Regions from separate parts of the Mus musculus genome. Here region 2 is linked to region 1. A link is a loop called in an ENCODE intact Hi-C map of the cell type or tissue named here. Cell type or tissue: left cerebral cortex. All regions are shown on one strand. Links, peaks and the distances in the headings refer to the core of each region. The heading gives the core; the rest is flanking DNA. Region 1 overlaps Shroom3 (shroom family member 3). Region 2 overlaps Shroom3 (shroom family member 3).

Region 1 (9,728 bases), core at 1,092-9,091:
AAAAAAATCTTATAAGCCAAGTTCTCAAGCATTTGCTTGAGAATAGAATATATATGTTCTATTTTTGCTTCTGTTTCCCTGCAGAAATGACTACTTTCAAACCCATCAGCACAACTGAATGGTTGTTGTTGTTGTTGTTGTTCATTATCTGTGATCCTTGACCAGAATGGTCACTTGTGCTCACAACTCTAAATCCAGTAGACAGAAAGACAACGGGACACGTGGCAGTCGCGTCGCTCCATAAATATTCGCTGCTTAAATTTTACACAAGAGAGAAGGGCCAGAGTAGGCAAGGGAACATGCCTTTCACAGAGAACCTGCCTTCGTTAGAAACCTACATTCCAGAAAACAAAACTCAGCCAGTGCCTTTTCGTGGGATTTAGTGGGACTGCCCTAAACCATCAGGGGTGGACACTGAACCTGAATAAACATACTTCAGGAGTCAACTTAGTGATGCACATGTCCCTGTGTTCAAAAACGTGTATACTCAGAGAGCTGGAGAGATGGCTCAGTGGTTAAGAGCACTAGCTGCTCTCTTCCAGAGGACCTGGGTTCAATTCCCAGCACCCACACGGCAGCTCACAACTGTCTGTAACTCCAGTTACAGATATCTGACACATTGGCCTGAAAGTGGTTTCCCTAGTGAGACAAAAGCAGAGACAGCGCACATGTTAAACTGCAACCACTACTTCTTTCCCTTCTGAGGTCCACAGTTGCCCGGATTCAAGAAATTCCCTCCTTGGGCACATATACTGTCACAATACAATTAATCTGTTGAAGTTCATTTCATCTATTAAAGGGCCAGGCTAAGAAGCTCATATTGTTACAAAGCGGGTGGGGAGGCATTCAGCTGCTGACTGGGTTATGAAGAACAACAAATGCCAGGAAATCACAACACTCTGACCATTTTTTTTTAATCAAACAATATTTTTAGTTTTGCCAATTATTTTGCTCACAGCTTCGAGCAACTAGTTTTAAACTTCCTTCTTAAAAAAAAAAAAAGCAAAGCATTCTGCCCCTGGGGAGGAAAAATGAAGACCTCAAAAGCAAGTACAAATTGCTCATTTAAAGAACAGAATTTAAGGATGCGGGGGCTTTTCTTCCTGAAACGCTCATCATTCTGCAGAAAGAATCTGAATCCTGTCCTGATTCTTCTTGGGCAGTGGAGCAATTTTGGGTTTTGTGTTAGTTAATTTTAATTTACAAAGAGGGGGGGCTCCATTCTTGAGACACCACCGTTGCTATGAGACTTCTAGGCCACAACAGATGGCCGCAAGAACAGTTCTCAGGCCAAGCCGGATCTCTGAAGCCCGCCACTCAGGCATACCATTAACATTCCTGGCATACCTTCAGAGACAGCACCCCAGGCCTCCTTCAGACTGGCTCTCCCGCAGCTCCTCTGTTGGCCTCTCTGGTCAAGGGACCCGGGTGGAAATTTGTTATAAATGACAGGATCATATGTTTTGGGGGGGGGGGGCTGGGGGGAAGGGTGTCACCTCACTTAGATGTGGCTCCAGGTGGGCACACCTGTGTATACACCCAAGGACACACCCCAGTGTAACCGATCATTTGTCTTTAAGCTTTGCCTCACACCAGGACACCGGTACTCTTCTTATGGAAGCAGATTTAGTGCCAGGACAGAAGGGCTAGGGGAGAGAAAAGTTGAAGAATTTCTAATTTTGTTTTTAAGAAAGAAAAGAAAAGAGAGAGAGGGAAGGAAGGAAGGAAGGAGAGAGAAATGAAAGGAAAGGAAGGAGAGAGAGTGAGAAAGAGAGAGAAAGGAAAGGAAGAAAGGAAGGAGAGAGAGGTTGAGAGAGAGAGGAAAGGGAGGAAGGAGGGAGGGAGGGAGAGAGAGAGAAAGAGAGAGAGAGAGAGAGAGAGAGAGCGCGCCAGGACCCAGGCCTGTTATCTCTACTTTCAGAGGCAAGTTCAATGTCATCTTCAGCCACTTAATAAGTTTGGAGGCAACTTGGGCTACATGAGGAAGAGAAGTGGCTGGTTTGTTTTATTCCACCTTGTTATCATAACTGAACAAATCACTCTGCTTTGTCCCTTTCTCTGTCTTCCAAAGTTGGATAATGATCCTGACCTACCTGCTATCAGATGAAGAAGTCAGTGAGGCGTGATTAATGAGCAACTGAGAAATTGTGGCCTAAAAGTAAGGTCACTAAACCCTCAGCTACCAAGAAGCAAAAGATAAGGGCAGAAGCTGGCTGCTCGCCTCCCCTTGGCGTCCAGCTCCTGAGCCCACCACCTGTGTGGCTGTCTCCCAGTGCTGACCCGAAGGCTTCACAGTCCCAGGTGGCGAGCTGTACTGCTCACGCTCATGCTGAAGTTTTGGGACCCAGTAAAAAATAAAAAACAAAGCAAGCCATAGCTTCTCGGGTGGAGTTCATTTACATTCCATCCCAGAGTTTTCTTGGCCTGCAGTGCAAAAGCAAAGTTGTCCTTGGAGCCTGTCGCCAGGGCTCACCTGACCATGCAGGGACCGCAGAGCCAAGTCCCAGTTTCCTTCTGTGCATCTGGCTGGGGAAGGGAGGGAGGGGGAGCTCTCCTGTCTGTGGGGTTAGTGGATTTGCCATAGATGCACAGCCGCCTTGGCTTTGGCTTTCACCCCAGAATCCAGTCTGTCCATCTTACTTAGGTCTTTTGCCTTCCAAAATCTCCCATCTGAGATGACAATTTCCCAACTATCCCAGAATAGAACCATTTGAATTATTGTGTGGTCTGTTTGTTTGTTTGTTTGTTTATAAAAGCATGCCTTAGAAAGATTTGGTCTAATCAGATGCCAGTCGGTGACATTTTAATCAAGTCCAGGTGTGTGTGTGTGTGTGTGCGGGGGGGGGGGGGTGGGGGGGGGGTGGGGGGGTGCTATGTCCAGGCTGGCTGAACCTCAGTTTACCTATCAGATGCCTTGGCTGAATCACGCAGAGGACTCTGGCCAGCTATTCAGCTGAACTCCTGGGCCTCCCTTGCTCTCAACGAGCAGGCACCGCGGCAGAGGCAGAGGAAAGTGGTTTAAGAGGAAGTATCTGCCAGCTGTAGCCTTCTGTTCATAGGGCTGAACCTTTCAAGCCAGCCAGTGGGGCGCACCATGTGGGGAGGGGGCTGGGCAGTTCTATTGAGCTCCATTGTGTGCTGTCCACAGCACCACACAGCCAAGGAGGGAGTGAGCAGGCATTCCACAGCTCCAGGAAGGAGACTTTTAAAAATGGTTGTCTCCGGGGAAACAATAAATTTAGATACTTAATCCCCACACACCCCCAATCTAGCTCTCTAAAGATACTGTTCTTGGAATGAAGTCGCTATGTGTCCACCCCAGTTACTCTACTGATTGCGTTCAGTTATATATTTCTGGTGCCCTCCTACTCGGCACAAATGTACAGGGACTTTCTAAGCACAGTTTGAAATGTAGAGACAAAGTTTTTCAATTGACTTTCTCCTGTCTGTGTCTTTTAAAAACATTGAGATTTTTAATGGTGACATTTTTTTTTAAATACTGACTAAATATTGCATTGATTCCTTCCAATACAAAACTGACCGACCCTTATTTCTGGACATCGCTTTTGATTTCTACATTTTCTTGGTCGTAATTCATAAGCCAGGGGTGGAATTTTAAAATAAAATTCATCCTCTACTTTGCTTTCAGTGCTCATTTCTTCCCAGTCTCCCAGCACCTGGTATTATCTTACTACCTACACATCAACCTACATACCAAACTCTCATCAACCAAACGCACACATGTTATAGCAATGTGCCTGTTGGCGGTGACATCTTACCTGACAAGTGATGTCACTGCTAGGGCTTTTCCCAGTCAAAGCAGTCGTATTTAGTATTTACATTCATTACCTGCACGTTGCTGCTACAGAGAAATGCTTTTATAAAGATAGGCTAGCTAACAGCACAGATGGGAAACTCCAACTGATTAAACCGCTGGAGAAGGCACATGGCGGGATGATTAACATAGCGTTTCTGCTTGAAGCTTCTCACCTTCCTCTGCCTTCATCTCTCTTCCCCACCGTGGTTTATACTACTTGACTAGAGTCTCTGGGAACTGGTAAACAGCTCCCTTCATGGAAGGGCTCAACATCACTTGAGGATCCCTTGACTTATAAAAGGACCCCTACCTATTTGTCAACTATTTTCATTAAAAACAAATTAAAACCCGAGATTAAACTACCTCCTGCTAGTCAGAGCAAGACAGGCAGCACTGGTTTCGAACCCGAGAATCTTTTCACCAACTCCTCAGATAACAAGTGCTCTAACTTAGGATGGTCCTGGAAGGACTTGTGGGAAGCAGAGACAGGACCCACCATTCCTAAGCATCTTCACTACTCCAGTTTAGATGCTTGGTTTGAGTCTTAACTTCTGGAACACAGGGAGGGGCACACCCCAGCCCGGTGATACCGTCCCATCCCCTCCCTAAGTCACCTGTGCTGAATAAACCTGGAACCGAGACGAGCCCTCCCTTCACACCAGCTGAAGCTAAAGAGAACGGAAAAACAGCTCACATCAGAATAGGAAGCATGGAGGTCAGACCCTGGAGCCACCAAGTCGTCCAGCCTCAGTTTGCATTTTCTCAAAAGTCGGTATATAGATCTGTTTGCTTTAATTAAAAGTCCCTTTACTCTCACAGAGTGAATTCTCATCCAGTGGCAGTAAGTGTACGGCGTGGTGAGGGTCGCTGCAATCTGTTAGGTCCCTCTCACCCTTTACTGGCATATCTGCCAGCTGGATAAGTCGGTTTCATCAGAAAGGCTCTGTCTCTCCTTAGTTTATAGTCTCCATACTGGTATTTCTGTCGAGATCACTGTAGAAGTAACGTCGGGGAGAAATAACCGACTTAAACAGACCTTACCTCACAGAAGTGGAAACTCAGGTATCTCCATTGTCCTCAGTGATCTGCTGGATGCGTCTGTCCGGCGTGACACACAGTCGAGCTGGTCCACCCGGCCTTGGGGCCTTGGGCAGGTGGCACAGAGGCCGACTGCAGGCTGGAGAGCCAGCTCTAGGGAGGCAGAGCTAAGACACAGGTGTCTGACACCAGGCACCTCAGCTCCTGGAACCTGCGCTGCCCTGATTAGCTAAGTACAAAGGCGGTTCGAATTACTGCCTCTCCCCAGCCAATCGCCTGCTGGCCTGGCTGACAGGAGCAGGCCCCCTGATGTCAGGGACGTCCGCTCACTGGCTAGAACCAAGAGAGCCGGTTTCTACCGTGCCCGCGGGCAACCCTGCTCCAGGCACCTTAGAACTGTTTGTCCGGTAAAGAACTCTCTCTCTGCCCGCCCACGGCGCCGCCCCAGGGTCCTCAAACACTCAAACCCGCTGTGCAACGAAGGCAAGGCCAAGCTCTTTCTCGCCTCCTCTGCCTGGTTCTGGACGCCCAGATCCCTGTGCAGCTGATGGAACTCCATTTTTTTTTTTTTATTAGCTACAGCTTTTTGCAAGCGAGACTTTCTTACAGAAACTGGGAGACAAGGAGACACAAATACAAAGAAAGATCTTTTTACAGTCACCGTTCTGAACAATGAAATCCAATATTGGAGGGGGAAAAAAATCACCTCAGATGTGAAAACAGATAAAACTCCAACGAAGTGGGCACCGCATCCCACTGTGGGCAGGGCTGTCCCGGACACCCTAAAACCCAGCCAGCTGAAGCCATTGTACGCCCTTGAAATGGCAATCCTTTGCAGCTGTATGGCTAGGCAGCGCTTGATTCAAGTTTGGTATTTGCCCCAGACTGTAGGGGTCAGCTTAACAGTAACCATAGACACAAAGAAAGAGAGAACAGCGCACACAGAAAAAAAAAAACCAAGTGCGCCTGAGTTCCTGGGTATGCAAATGGCTTTTCATTTGTCTGGGATGCTATGGTGTGTGTGTGTGTGTGTGTGTGTGTGTGTGTGTGTGTGTGTGTGTATGTAGGGAACATTGAAATTTCACAGACAATTCATGAACTTCCTTGAAAAAGAATGGAGATTGATTTCAGATTATTTCTTAGGTGAGAGGAAACGGAACAAACGTGCAGATGCCCTACCGCTCTCACAAGACATCGCAAGGCACACTCCGTAGCAAGCACAGTTCAGACACGGGGAAAGTCTAAAGTGTCCCCAAGATGTCAGTGTGCTTCAGAGATGAGAGAAAGATCACTTAAAGACGTTCTCTGCACCGTTTGTCTCTCCTGACCACTCGACCCCCAGAGCTACTTTTAGCTCTTACTGTGAAATGCAAGGAGTGGGATGCAAGTAGGTTACAATCAGAGCTCTGGTTGGGGCAACCAGATAAGTCTGATAAAAATCTTATCAGAAAAAGAGAACTTCTGGTAGGTTTTGCATTATAGAGATAGTCTTACTTTGGAAAAAACAAAAACAAAAAACAAAAACCAGCCTTCTGGGGTGGGGGGATAGCCTAGTGATACAATACTTGTTCAGCCAGAGTGAGAAAGGTGGAGTTGGATTCCCAGCAAACACATATGCGCGCGCGCGCGCGCACACACACACACACACACACACACACACACACACACACACAACCTACTCCTACCTTTCCTTTTAGAAAGGCGAAGTTGAGCTGGGTGTGGTGGCACAAGCCTTTAAACTCAGCATTCAGAGGCAGGCAGATCTCTCTATGAGTTCAAGGCCAGCCTGGTCAACAAAGCAAGTTCCAGGACAGCCAGGCCTACACCAAGAAGCCCTGTCAAAACAAACCAAAAATGGTCTTGTTTTCCTTTCCCTATCTTATGGCCTCCTCAAGGGCCACGTCTGAGTAGTACCCCCTTCTTAACCCTGGTCTGTCAGAGCTCAAGAGCATCCAGGTTCTGATTAATCTTGAATGTGTCCAATTTTACAGCTTCCCGCTTGCTGACCAAGTCCTCATCTCCAACTCCAGGGTGCAGAATGACCAGTGGTTATGGCTGATATCTGTCTCTCCCCAGCAGCCTTCTAGTGGGAATGCCATTCCTCAAACAACAATATTCCCAGGGGTGGGGTGGGGTTGAAGGGGGCTCAAATCCTCTCAAGTCAACAGCCATGGCCTGCTAGTCTGGCTCTGTTGGCCATAGCTCCCTTACGTTGAGAGCTTGCTTAGCATGTGTGAGGTTCTGGGTTAAGCCTCCAGTGGGTGTGGTGATGGTGGGGGTTGCCCCATCACAGAAGGAGATCGCAGCATGTGACCTCTGACTTTGGTCCACTACAAAAGCAACAACAATTGCTTGTGGTTAAACCTGTAGTTCACCACAGTTGTCACCGTGTGTGCCATAGTGACGGTCTTGAATCATCAGTATAACACTGTAATTACTAGTCCAACCTTAAAAACGAGGAAGGTAAGAGTAACCTGTTAAGCATTTAATAGCATGTAGGGCAAGGAACAGCAGGGAACAGGCGGGTCTCCTGTGGGAGATGACCCCAAAGCCCACACACCCCCTGTGATTCAGACTGACATTCACTAGTGACGCCACACAACCTGCTAAATGCCTCCGTTTCTTTTTCTCTGATATGGACACCTATCTGATGTGGGGACTGGGGATGATAATATCAGTAACCCACTCAACACAATCCCTTAGAGAAAGGGCTGTTCTCCCCTCCTTCATCACAACCAAAGGCAACAGAGTGTGTCTCTTCACTCTCAGTAGTCATAGGTAGTCAGGTTGTCTCTCACAGGCGGGACACCAAAGCCTGGGGTCCTCCAGTCAGGTAGCTGTGGCTCTCATAGAGTATGTGTCTCTCAGAGCTTGTGAGTCAGAGGCTGCCTTCAGAGTGATAATCCTGGTGTGTGTGTTGGGGGGTGTACGTGTATGTACATGCACAAGTATGTATGAGTGCACGTGCGTGTGTGTGTGTGTGTGTGTGTGTGTGTGTGTGCGCACATGCACGTTTCAGGAAGAGTCTTAGGAAGAGTCTAATAGACTAAAGTAATGGACTGAGCCACTGGGAGTCCTACCTTGAAAAGCATTAATGAAGTTCTCAAGAGGGTAGTTATTATATACATATATGTTTACATATATTATATTTATATTAATACAAATTCATATTAATATATCTCCATTAATGTTATATTACTAAAAGATAATATTGTACTAATTTTCATAAATTTATACTAATATAAATTAATTTTTATGGCTGGCATGGTGACACACACCTTTAATCTCAGCACTCAGGATGCCAGGTGGACTGGACTGTATTTAGTTATAGCAATGGAAAGTTATCAAGTACAGACACCCTTCACAGTCACCATAAACAACTTTGATACAGACAAGCTTCTCACATTGGAATGTATAGGAATCTTCTTCATTTAGCAGAGGAACCGGACACACAGGACTGCTTGCTTCCCTGCCCACCAACCATAGCTCAGGTAAGACCTGCTCTCACAAGCCGGGCATGATGGCGCACCTAGGTGAGTCTTTGACAGAATATGATGTTTTTATTTTTCCTTTTCCCTAAAAGCCAGTAGCCCCTGGACTGTGGCATACCCTATTTTCCGAGCACCTTTTCAAAAACAAACTGAAAGGCTGGAGAGTTTCATGTTACCTTGTGATGGACGGCCTCGACTGAAGGATTTTCCTTAATGATTTGCACAGGTCCCTCGGGGTGCCCGTTTACAATTAGAGTTGAGGGTCCTCGGTGGGAAAGCTGCACCAAGAGCAAAAGCCTGGCTGCTTCACTCGCTTTCTCCTCTTTGGCTGAACTCAGCACGTTTACCTTTCTCTAGGAGTTGGGGGCAGGTGGAGTTTGTATGTAAGGTGGATTTGGATGCCTGTCAGCCCTCTTGACTGCATGCTTATGACATATTCCCAAAGCTCAAAGACCTGTCCGTCAGTAGGTTTTTTGAAAATGAGAAGTTTGTTCTTAATACTCTCTGGTGGAACGTAAGGAATTTTATGAATGGGGGAGACAGAAAAAGCCTCTTGGCATCTGATCTGCTTTCCTTTTTCTAGAGCATTGGCCAACTTCTAACATGCTATGCACAGTCCACATGTAACTGTCTGCATGTTGTATGTACTGCCTGTTGCCTGTGCTCACAAGAATGTCAGCTTCTTTAGGACAAGCATGCTTGGTTATTGTGTTTGAGTCCTGGGTACATACAGCAATTGCTGGCTTATATTAGATGCTTATTCAGTAGATTAGGCATTATTTAAAAAAAAAAAATCAGACCGGGCAGTGGTGGCACATGCCTTTAATCCCAGCACTTGGGAGGCAGACAGGCGAATTTCTGAGTTTGAGGCCAGCCTGGTCTACAGGATGAGTTCCAGGGCTACACAGAGAAACCCTGTCTCGAAAAACAAAAACAAAGCAAAACAAAACAAAAACAAAAAAAAATCAGTAAAAGGTTCAGAAGAAATATTTTTCACATATCACTTATAGAATTCACAGTGTGTGTATGTGTTTGTGTGTGCACACATAGACATATTCATGTGGGTGTGTGGGTATGAGTGTATGTGAAAGCAAGAAGGCTATGTCTAGCTGGGGAGTGGTAGTGGTGGCGCACACCTTTGATCCCAGCACTTGGGAGGCAGAGGAAGGCAGATCTCTGAGTTAGAGGCCAGCCTGGTTTTCAGAGTGAGTTCTAGGACAGCCAGGGTTACATAGAGAAACCCTATCTTGAAAAACAAAAACAAAACCAACAACAAAAGTCTATGTCCAGTACTCTTCCTTGGTTACTCTCTACCTCCCTCTTTCTTTTTTAAGATCCTGTCTCTCACTGACCCCAGATGAGTTCCCAAGGCCCTGCATGTC
Region 2 (9,728 bases), core at 969-8,968, 58 kb before region 1:
TGTTTATGCTGATATTGAGAGTGAGCCCTCTCTTCAATAGTCAGGTATAAATACATATATCTAACTAAGATGGTAGTACACACCTTTAATCCCAGCACTCCAGACAGAGACAGGTGGATCTCTTGAGAGTTGGATCTGGACTGACCTATATATAGAGTTTTAGGCCAGTCTGAGTTACACAGTGAGACCCTATCTCAAAAAGAAAGAAAGAAAGAAAGAAAGAAAGAAAGAAAGAAAGAAAGAAAGGAAGGAAGGAAGGAAGGAAGGAAGGAAGAAAGAAGAAAGGAAGGTAGGGAAGGGAGGAAGGGAGGGAGGAAGAAAGAAAGAAAAAGAAAGAACAAGAAAGAAAGAAAGAAAGAAAGAAAGAAAGAAAGAAGAAGGAAGGAAGGAAAGGGAGGAAGAGAGGGAGGAAAAAAGAAAGAAAGAAAGAAAGAAAGAAAGAAAGAAAGAAAGAAGGAAGGAAGGAAGGAAGGGAGGGAGGAAGGGAGGAAGGGAGGGAGGAAGGATGGAAACAAGCAAGGAGATTTTCTGGTCTCTAGTAGGACTCTCAGAGGAACAAATGTACCTACTAAGCGTGTATCATGTACCAGGAACTGTGGTGCTTTTCACAAGCCTTGAACTAAGAGCTAGCATGTCCTTTTTTTTCTTTTCATATGCTAGTTAGTTAGTTAGTTAGTTAGTTAGGTTAATTGGTTTTTGTCACCTTAGTACAAACTTGGACCATCTGGGAAGAAGGAAACTCGACTGAGAAAATGCTTGCATCTGATTACCCTGTGGGCAAGTCTCTGGTGTATTTTCTTGATTAATGATTGATGTGTTAAGGCCCAGCCCAACGTGGGCAGTTGCTATCCTTGAGCAAGCTGTGGAGAGCAAGCCAGTAAACAGTTTTCCTGCGTGGCATCTGCTTCAGTTCCCACCACCAGATTCCTGCCTTGAGTTCCCTTCATTGATGGTCTGTGATTGAGATGTGTGAGCCAAATAAACCCTTTCCTCCCCAAGTTGCTTTTGCTCAGGGTCTTTATCATGGCAATCGAAAACAGTCTAGGACATGGGGACACTTAGGATGCACTATACAACTAACTGGGTTATCAGAAACTGCCAAGAGAAGTACCTCAAACAGATCTGGTCTGTGAATAGAGTATGGCCGAGGGTAATATTAGTTTAACCTGGAGTGATATTCAGGTTATCTGCAGTTAAAGTTTAGATAAGATCCTTTTTCAAAGGATTTTTTAAAATTTTAATTTAAAAATGTGTTTTTAAAAATTGAACTGAGTATGAGCAATATGATTAAAGCAAGCTACTGCCCAATTAGAGTTTCTAAGGCGGAACTCAGTAGCAAGCCCTGCTTTGGGACCCGTAAGTGGACTCTGGTACCATAGATACACCAGAAATACTCCCATGGCTTCCCTGTGGCTACAGCCCAAGTGGAAAAGCACAGATGGGAGATGAGGGGCTGCCTACAAGCTTTCTGGTATATTCACTCTTCCTGGAACATAGAGTCCAGATCAAGTCCCGTCCAATTCTGTAGGTCGAGAGCCTCAGCAGTGTGGTCTGTGTGAGTTGGAGCCTCGAATGCACAGCTAACACATGTAAGCAGCTGGGGGAAACTGGAGAGAGTCCTGGGTCTTCATCCAGACCCAGATCTGTCTCTTCCCACAGTGAGATGGAAGGTGACGCTACATTCTAAAAATATAAGTAAACCTGCGTTATGATACCTTGATTTTTCTAGGAGCTTTGAAGAGGAGATTTGGAGAAGGAAAAGTTAAAGAGCAACCCTACGGGAAAGTCACAGAGGGATCTTAGCCACACCCGTAAGTGTCTACCTTAAGCCCAGTAATTTCTTTCCTTTTTTTCTTCCTATGGCCATTCCTGGTTTTAGTCAAATTAGTATCTTCGGACAGCAGAGCTGAGTGTCAGCTTGTTGACCTAAGATTTAATGTTGAGGCTAAAATATTACATAAATCACTGAATCATTTGACAGGCGTCTATTACAACTTTGCCCTGGGCTCTGCGTCTAGAGAGAGAGACAAGGAGAACATTTAGATACAGAAGCAGAACAATGCACAGTGGAGCCTCAAGCCTTCGCTTGTTCCTACAGAACCTGAGAAGAAGCCGAAACTGCAGCTCGCATGGGCGGCATTTGCATCTGACGCTTGGAGAGCTATTTGCCCTCCCTGATATAGAACACAGGGAAAAGAAGATATGTAAATATATTGGCACCGTTTGCATTAAAATCACATCTCCCTTCTCCAATGACTGAGCATCTGCCAGGCATAAAAGCCAACCGTCCCCATGTCTACTTTTCTTTCTGAATGGAGGCATCTTCTTGCCGGCTTTCACCACACTCAACCAAAGCACACAGTGTGACAGGCCGGAAGTCAGGTGAACAAGCCCCAAGTCCTCTGCCCACTGCTGTCACTGTGCACTGATTGATGATCCTTCTTCTCTGAGCCTCGACTTCCTTATGCATAAAGTGGAGGTGGGTTAATAGGCTACCATAGACAATGGTTCCTCTCACTGGACACTTCTCACAGGCAAATGACCACACTGGCACTGATGCCAACCAGGATGGCACTCCCCTTTCTCCTTTGCTTGTTCTCACCTCCTATAGCACAGGTCACACTGTCACACCTTTGCAAACATCCATTCTCCGCACACTTAGCCAAGCAGTTGGCTTTAATAAAAACACTCATACTCTCAATCGAATCAATCCCTCCTGTGGTGTCCCACCACTTAGAACAGCAGTTTTCAATCTGTGGGTCTCGACCCCTTTGGCAAAACTCTGTCACCCAAAATATTTATGTTGCAATTCATACTACTCCTGCAAAACTACAGTTATGAAGTAGCAACAAAATAAATTCTGTGGGGGGAGGGTCACCATAGCATCAGAGACTATATTAAAGGGTTGCAGAGTTAGGAGGGTTGAGAACTACGGGGCACATGAAGTAGTCTGTGCCCTTCTCCCAACTCTCCCCATTCCCTGGAAACCCTTCATGTCCCCAGAAATTGCTTGCAAGCATCTCCCTGTCCTTGACCATGAGGAATACATGTCCCCAGTCCCTCTGCATGGATGTGTCACTGTATTTACCTCTCTGATTGGTAATTTGTTTCTTTGTAAGTTTCCTTCTCTGTTATTCTTGTATCTCTACATCTCAGCACAACTCATGGCACTTAAAAAGGTTCAATAAACAAAAACAGGAATGAAGGTAAAAGGACTCTCTGGCTCACACTTTTTCCATATATGACATCCCACAAAAAACCATGTCTTTAAGAGTGGTTCGCAGCCAGGGGCAATTTTGATTCTAAGTGACATTCTGCATAGAGACACTTGGCTTGTCACAGCTGGGATGGTATCAATTATAGAAATCAGGGATACTCCTAAGTAGTGTGCAATGCCTGCGGCAGCCCCTGTTCCTGGGCAACAAAGGCCTACCTAGTCTAAGATATTAATGATGCCCACACGGAAAATTTCACACCAGCCCAGTGTGGTGTTCCACACCCTTAATCCTAATACTCAGGAGACAGAGAGTGGATATCTGTCAATTCAAGGTCAAAGTGATTTCTATACTGAACTTAAGGAGAGCCAGAGCTACATAGTGAGACCTGTGCCAAGTTCTAAAACAGAGTCTGTCACATGGAAAACCCACACTACAGGGTTCCTAAGCCTGGCAGCTCAGTTAGATAGTAGTAGAAATGGCAGCCAGACTAAAGAGAAACCAGACAGTATGTCAATGTTTTTCAGTTAGTCGAACTACTTTGCATAGTATTAGCTCTTTCCCTAGCATCAGAACCAAAGGGGTTCAATCTTACTTTAGAAGTAATACTTAAAATAAAAGCCCTATTCAGAATTAGTAGAGTATGATGCATGGCCCTTTCTGCCAACTTCCTCCCATCCTCATTTGTGTGTGTGTGTGTGTGTGTGTCCCACTCCCCAATATTTTGCTCCATGCTTGTTTCCTAGTACCACCCTCCAGAATGCCTGGACTACATGGGTCAAGAAATTAGCTTATTGCCAGGTGTGGTGGCACACGCCTTTAATCCCAGCACTCGGGAGGCAGAGGCAGGCGGATTTCTGAGTTCAAGGCCAGTCTGGTCTACAAAGTGAGTTCCAGGACAGCCAGGGCTACACAGAGAAACCCTGTCTCGAAAAAAAAAAAAAAAAAGAAAAAAAAAATTAGATTATTAGTTGATATTGTCAGATATGCAAAATATGCAAAGAAAAAGCAAATTGTGTCTCACATCCTGTGTAAACACAGGATCCTGGTACCTCTCTTCGGGAGGGCCTGGCCTCCTGGGAGCAAAGCAAATCACAAATATTAAAACTGCCAAGTTGCTGGGCAAATTTTATTGGTCATGTGACACAGCACAGGTTAGGAAAGCCTGTGGCATGGGACACTGGCTGACCTACTTCTCAAGGACCTCACAGTCGAAGCTACTCTATGTCACCTGTAACGTGTTTGTATCCAGCAAGTGTTTTCAAGTATACATGTTTACCCTCCAGATATCTGGAGCCAGAAAGCACGATGAAGGAGGCTGACCAGATGTCAGAATTAGGATGGAAGTCCTAAAGTCAGCACAGTGACCCCTGCCTCTAATCCAGCCTCCTGACCCCCTGTCTGACCCTTGTGGCAGATTTATGATCAGCATGGTTATCTTTAGCTTTTCCCTGATTACCTTCCTATCCATCCAGCTGTCTCTAGCTCCGCAGAGCCATCTTTCTTGTCTGTGAGCCCTGTTTTCTGTTTACCAGGCTCAAATTATTAAAGCATCAAACCCAAATGCCAGCACAGGAGGAATCTGTCTTTGCTTACCATATACAGAAGTGACCGTGTGCCTTTTCATCCTAAAACAGTCAATTCATCCTTGGATCTCCAAGCTGGCATGTGGCATTCTGAATCCTGCCTGGCAATTCAGAGGCCTGGTACAAGCAGGAATGTGCAAGGTGGACGCTACAAAACATTTTCAATCCCACCATAACGGCACTGACCACCTCTACAACTATAATCGGGCAGAAGTTCAGGGACAGCAAAGTGGGAGGTGTGAAGCTCCCTTGGCCAGTGCCTGACTGGCTAGGTGGATGCCTAGTGTTCCAGAGCTATAGCTTATGGTGAGATATCACTCTCAGGCAGCCTGGCTATTAAAGTGACCTTCAGGGGTTCGAGTGAATCTGCAGTGTAGAGGTCTCCGTGCTGATGCCCAATGGCTTGGACAACTAATATGTTTATAGACTGAGCAGAAAATGCAACGCTACCTTTTAGGTTTCTCCACTTCCTGTAAGCTAACCTTACTCAAGGCACTTCTGTGGACGGGCATGTGTACAGGAAGCTCGGCCCTCTGCCAAGCACAGGAGTTCTAGACTGACGGCTTTATTATGAGACGGTTTTACTACCTAAAGGTTTGTACCCCTACCCACGAAAAGTATCAAAGCCCTAATTCCCACTGTACTTATATTTGGGGGAAAGAGGCCCTAATAAGAAACCAAGGGACTAGGATGATAGCTTTAGCACACAAAGACCTGAGTTTGATCTTCAGGACCCATGTTTAAAAAAGAAGCCAGGGCTGGAGAGATGGCTCAGTGGTTAAGAGCATTGACTACTCTTCCAGAGGACCTGAGTTCAATTCCTAGCAACCACATGGTGGCTCACAACCATCTGTAATGGGATCGGATGCCCTCTTTTAGGTGTGTCTTAAGACAGCAACAGTGTACTCACATACATTAAATAAATAAATAAATAAATAAATAAATAAATATTTTTTAAATAAATAAAATAAAAATTTAAAAGAAGCCAAAAACTTGGTGGTTGAGAGCATTTATGAACCCAGTGTGGGGGTGGAGGGGCCACAGACAGGTGGATTTGTGAGCCTCCGTGGCCCAGCAGTTTGACCTACTTATCAAGGTCCCGACGAGTAGAGGCTGCCTCAAAAAGGAAAAAATTTGAATGGCTCCTGAGAAGTGGCCCCTGAAGTTGGCCCTCATGTGCATGTACCTACACATGTCTTTGTGCATGCATACATGTACACGAAGAGAAAGAGGTTAAATGAGATTGTAAGGACAGGGCCCTGGTCAGAATGATCAGTGCGCTTACAAGTAGAGACACTTAGCTTGACGCTGTAGCTCACAGCAAGAGTGCTGCCCAGCAGGCATGAAAACACTGGGTTGGATCCCCAGCAACAAGAAAGAAAGAAATATAAACTACAGACCTAAATCCCCGTCCCCTCCAAGTGCATTTAACTGGGAAAAGTCAGGTGGAGACATGGTGAGAACCAGCCATCTGTGAGCTAGGGAGACAGTCCTCACCAGAAACCAAGTCCTACAGGGTCTTTGCCAACTCCAGAACAAGACGCAAATGGATTTCTCTTGTTTGAACCACAAGGTCTTTGTCCGAGCAGACGAATACAAATGGCTGTGGCAAAGTGCACTCAAGAGTGTACAGCTTGCCAAGGCGATAATTACAGTCACGGTGACCACCCAACTGACTACCCAACAACTGCTGCTGTGTTTATCATAGGTGGCCCTGTGACACCCACCCCTGTGTGTGCGTGTGCGTGTTTGTACAGGTCCTACATATCACTTTTCATTGCTGACTTTCTAAATGTTTTTATCTAATTGTGTGTTGTTGTTGTTTGTTTTGTTTTAGGATATTAGCTCAAGATTATGTAGTACGTTTCTCCCAATAAGTTCAAAGGATTCCGCTCAAAGTCTCTTACTGGCATTGGCTGAGGCCTGGGGACCCGGACAAATGACTGCCCCTACTGACAACAGCTTTTCTTTTTCTTGGCATTTGAGAGAGAGCAGCCCTTTGATTTAGGAAATCTTTTTAAAACTGACTTTGTTCTTTTTTAAGAACTGCTCCTGGCATCATCTCCATCTAATAGAAGTTTCCATTTCCTTTTATCCCTCTGAGCACGGGTTCCAATCCCTCAAAGCAGTGCCCTGTAATTGGCCAAGAAAAGGTCACCCTTTCTAAGAAGAAATCATATCACACATTTTACAAAGTCAGCGTGGGTCTTGGAGATCAGAAGGGGCAGCTGCTGAGGGTAGATTCATTTTCCCTGGCGAAATGTTTAAGTAGCTGGTGGCGTGTGATTATATTTCCAGCATAATTGCTATATAATTACACATACCCACTCTCATCCAACACATTCCCTACTGTAATTAGCTGGCCTTTATTTCACATTCATTCGCCTTTATGATTTTTGTCCTTTTAAAAAAAAATTAGATTCTGTGATGATTAAGGGACACTGTTTGTTTAACAGTGGTTCCCTTACATGTAACAACCTTCTGCAATAGTCTCCTACACAGATGGTCTAATCATATATATGCTTTTTAGAAAGTGGTACAAGGTGGAGGTTGGGGCTGGAGATGTAGCTGGCTTAACAGAATGTTTGCCTCACATGTACAAGGCTCCTGGTTCAATTCATAGAATTATATAAAATTATAAAACTGAGTGGGTAGTGTGGGGCTATCTGTAATCCAGGATGTGGGAGACAAAGGCAAGAGGATTAGAAATCCAAGGTCATCCTTGGCTATATAGCAAGTTTGACGATAACCTGGACCAAAGGAGACTTTATCTTAAAAAAAAAATTTAAAAAGATACAAGCCTGTCAGTGTATTTTCCCTGACTTTATACATCCCCTGACATAAGCTGGCTCCTCCAGAGAAGTTGTTAAGGGCATAACCAGAGCTTACATACACACAGTCAGTCCTAGCAGCAGAAAGCTCTTGAGGTCATCGCTGCTCCATCTGTTCACTTTCACTCCTAGAGTTACAGAGCTAACGTGGGTCTGGAGTGGGTACCACATCCTGGGCTGTGGGGGAAGAACTGGGTCCTTTCAAGGCGAGAGGCAGAAATGCACAGAAGCACAATTCCATGAAGGCAACAAGGGTAAGGGCTTCAAAGAGTCACCAGAATAAAGAACATGCCACAGGGTCACCCACATAAAGAACACACCACAGTGTCACCCACATAAAGAACATGCCACAGTGAAACCAGAATAAAGAATACTCCACAGTGTCACCTGCATAAAGAACATGCTATAGTGTCACCTGCATAAAGAAACACACCACAGTGTCACCCACATAAAGAACATGCCACAGGGTCACCCACATAAAGAACATGCCACATTGTCACCTGCATAAAGAACACACCACAATGTTTTATTTCTTTGTCTTTTGAAATACACCCTGGCTTTGGGCATATCAGTGTTTTTACTCTGTACTTAGGAAAACTTAAACAATATCTTTTATATAATTCCTATATTACAGATGAGATGAATAGCTAAATACAATTACCAAAAAGTGTGTTGGAGACATAGGATGTCACAATATGCCAAATGAAAAACCCATGACCAGTCCTTTTCTTCTGTGTTATAGCTGGCAGGAAACAAAACAAGCAAAACAAAACAAAAGATACCCCCAAACCCATTTTTCAAAATAAACTTTTCAAAAAAAAAAAAAAAAAGAAGAAGAAGAAAGAAAAAAGAAAAGAAAGAAAGTCCTTTGGTTTTCCTTGTTTTAAAGAGCTGGCTGAAACCAGGTTAGCACACCTGGTAGAGAGATACCAGGCAGAACGAGGGGAGTGGCTGTCCTCTCCTGTTCCTGATGCCACAGTCTGAGAGCAATGGGAGCAACTCAGCCAACTGCATGAGCAGAAAGACGGTTCTTAACAGCCCAGGACTCTGTGCCCTGTAAGAGTAATAGATGAAGGACTCCAACTTGGAAAAGACAAGGTTTGGCATGAGGCGATGGCTGTCCTCAAAGGCTGGAAGGTGATAAAGTGAAAAACCTGGAAGTTTGGTTCAAAGGATGAAAGAAGCAGTGTTTTAGGACAGCAGGTGATGGGGTTAATAAGTGCTGCCGCAAGTCAGGCGTTGTCAGCACGAAACAGGCAGGCAGGCTGCTGCTGGACGTGTGTTGGGAATCAAACCCTGGTTTCCTGGAAGAGCAGCAAGTGACCTTAGCTTCTGAGCCATGTCTCCAGCACCACCGATACATATGTGTGTGTGTATGTATTTTAAAAGAGATTTATTTATTTAGTTCCTAGTTTGGGGGGCTGTAAGCATAGATCAGGTGGCTCCATGTGCTTGGCTTCTGAAGGACAAATGCTGGGCCATATCCCATCATGGCTGATGGCATTCTGACCTCATCATAGTGAGCACAAGAGGGAGAAATTACAAGGACAGAGAAGAAGCACAGGCCAGTTTTTCATGTCTGTAACCAGTCACGCTCCATAGGGTCCCAAGAAAATGAACTTAATTATTTTCAAGGGCACATGGCTAATAACCTATTCATCTCCCATAAGACTCCATCTCTCAAAGGTCCCAACACCACCAATCCCGTCCCACTGAGGACCAAGTCTTCAAATAAACTCATGAAAGATATACCATATCCAACCCTAACAGGGAGTGAGCTATTAACTCATAGGCTCTGTTGTTAACCCTGGGTAGATTGTGTCAGGAATGAGTTGAACTGAAGGATACCCAGTTGGTGTCAAGAGTACTGAGGGATTTCTTGGTATGGAACAGATCCATACTTGCTATCTTAAGTGGTAAGAATACCAGACATGTTTCATGTTTCAGGAAGAATGATTTGACGCAACAGAACTTGGTATAATGAAAAAGCGCAAGTCTTTGTGGGTTTAGGTACCAAGCAGCGTGAGACTGTGTGCCTCTGTGTAGTCTCCCCTAGCACCCAGCTAAGGGCAGGGAAACATATGAACCTCATTTAA

Evidence for each region. Hi-C counts contacts between places; a loop is a spot of excess contacts. Peaks named below come from ENCODE experiments on the same cell type or tissue, not always from the same donor. Only the 100,000 strongest peaks of a DNase experiment are listed, where the experiment ranks them.
Region 2: a loop joins it to region 1, with 2.3 times the contacts of the local background. A loop is called at or near these places in 2 of 42 quality-filtered maps.

The regions. Positions count from the first base shown.
Region 1 is chr5:92,804,692-92,814,419 of GRCm38, reverse strand. The region is part of intron 2 of Shroom3 (shroom family member 3); the gene reads right to left. Among named protein-coding and RNA genes, the nearest start is that of Mir1961, 21 kb to the right of the region's middle. In left cerebral cortex, for the core only: no CTCF peak of the experiment used is centred there; DNase peaks (open chromatin) are centred at 2,495, 3,267, 3,849, 5,242 and 1 more place; H3K27ac peaks cover 213 bases.
Region 2 is chr5:92,862,348-92,872,075 of GRCm38, reverse strand. All of the region lies in intron 2 of Shroom3 (shroom family member 3), which reads right to left. Among named protein-coding and RNA genes, the nearest start is that of Mir1961, 79 kb to the right of the region's middle. In left cerebral cortex, for the core only: no CTCF peak of the experiment used is centred there; DNase peaks (open chromatin) are centred at 2,196 and 5,930.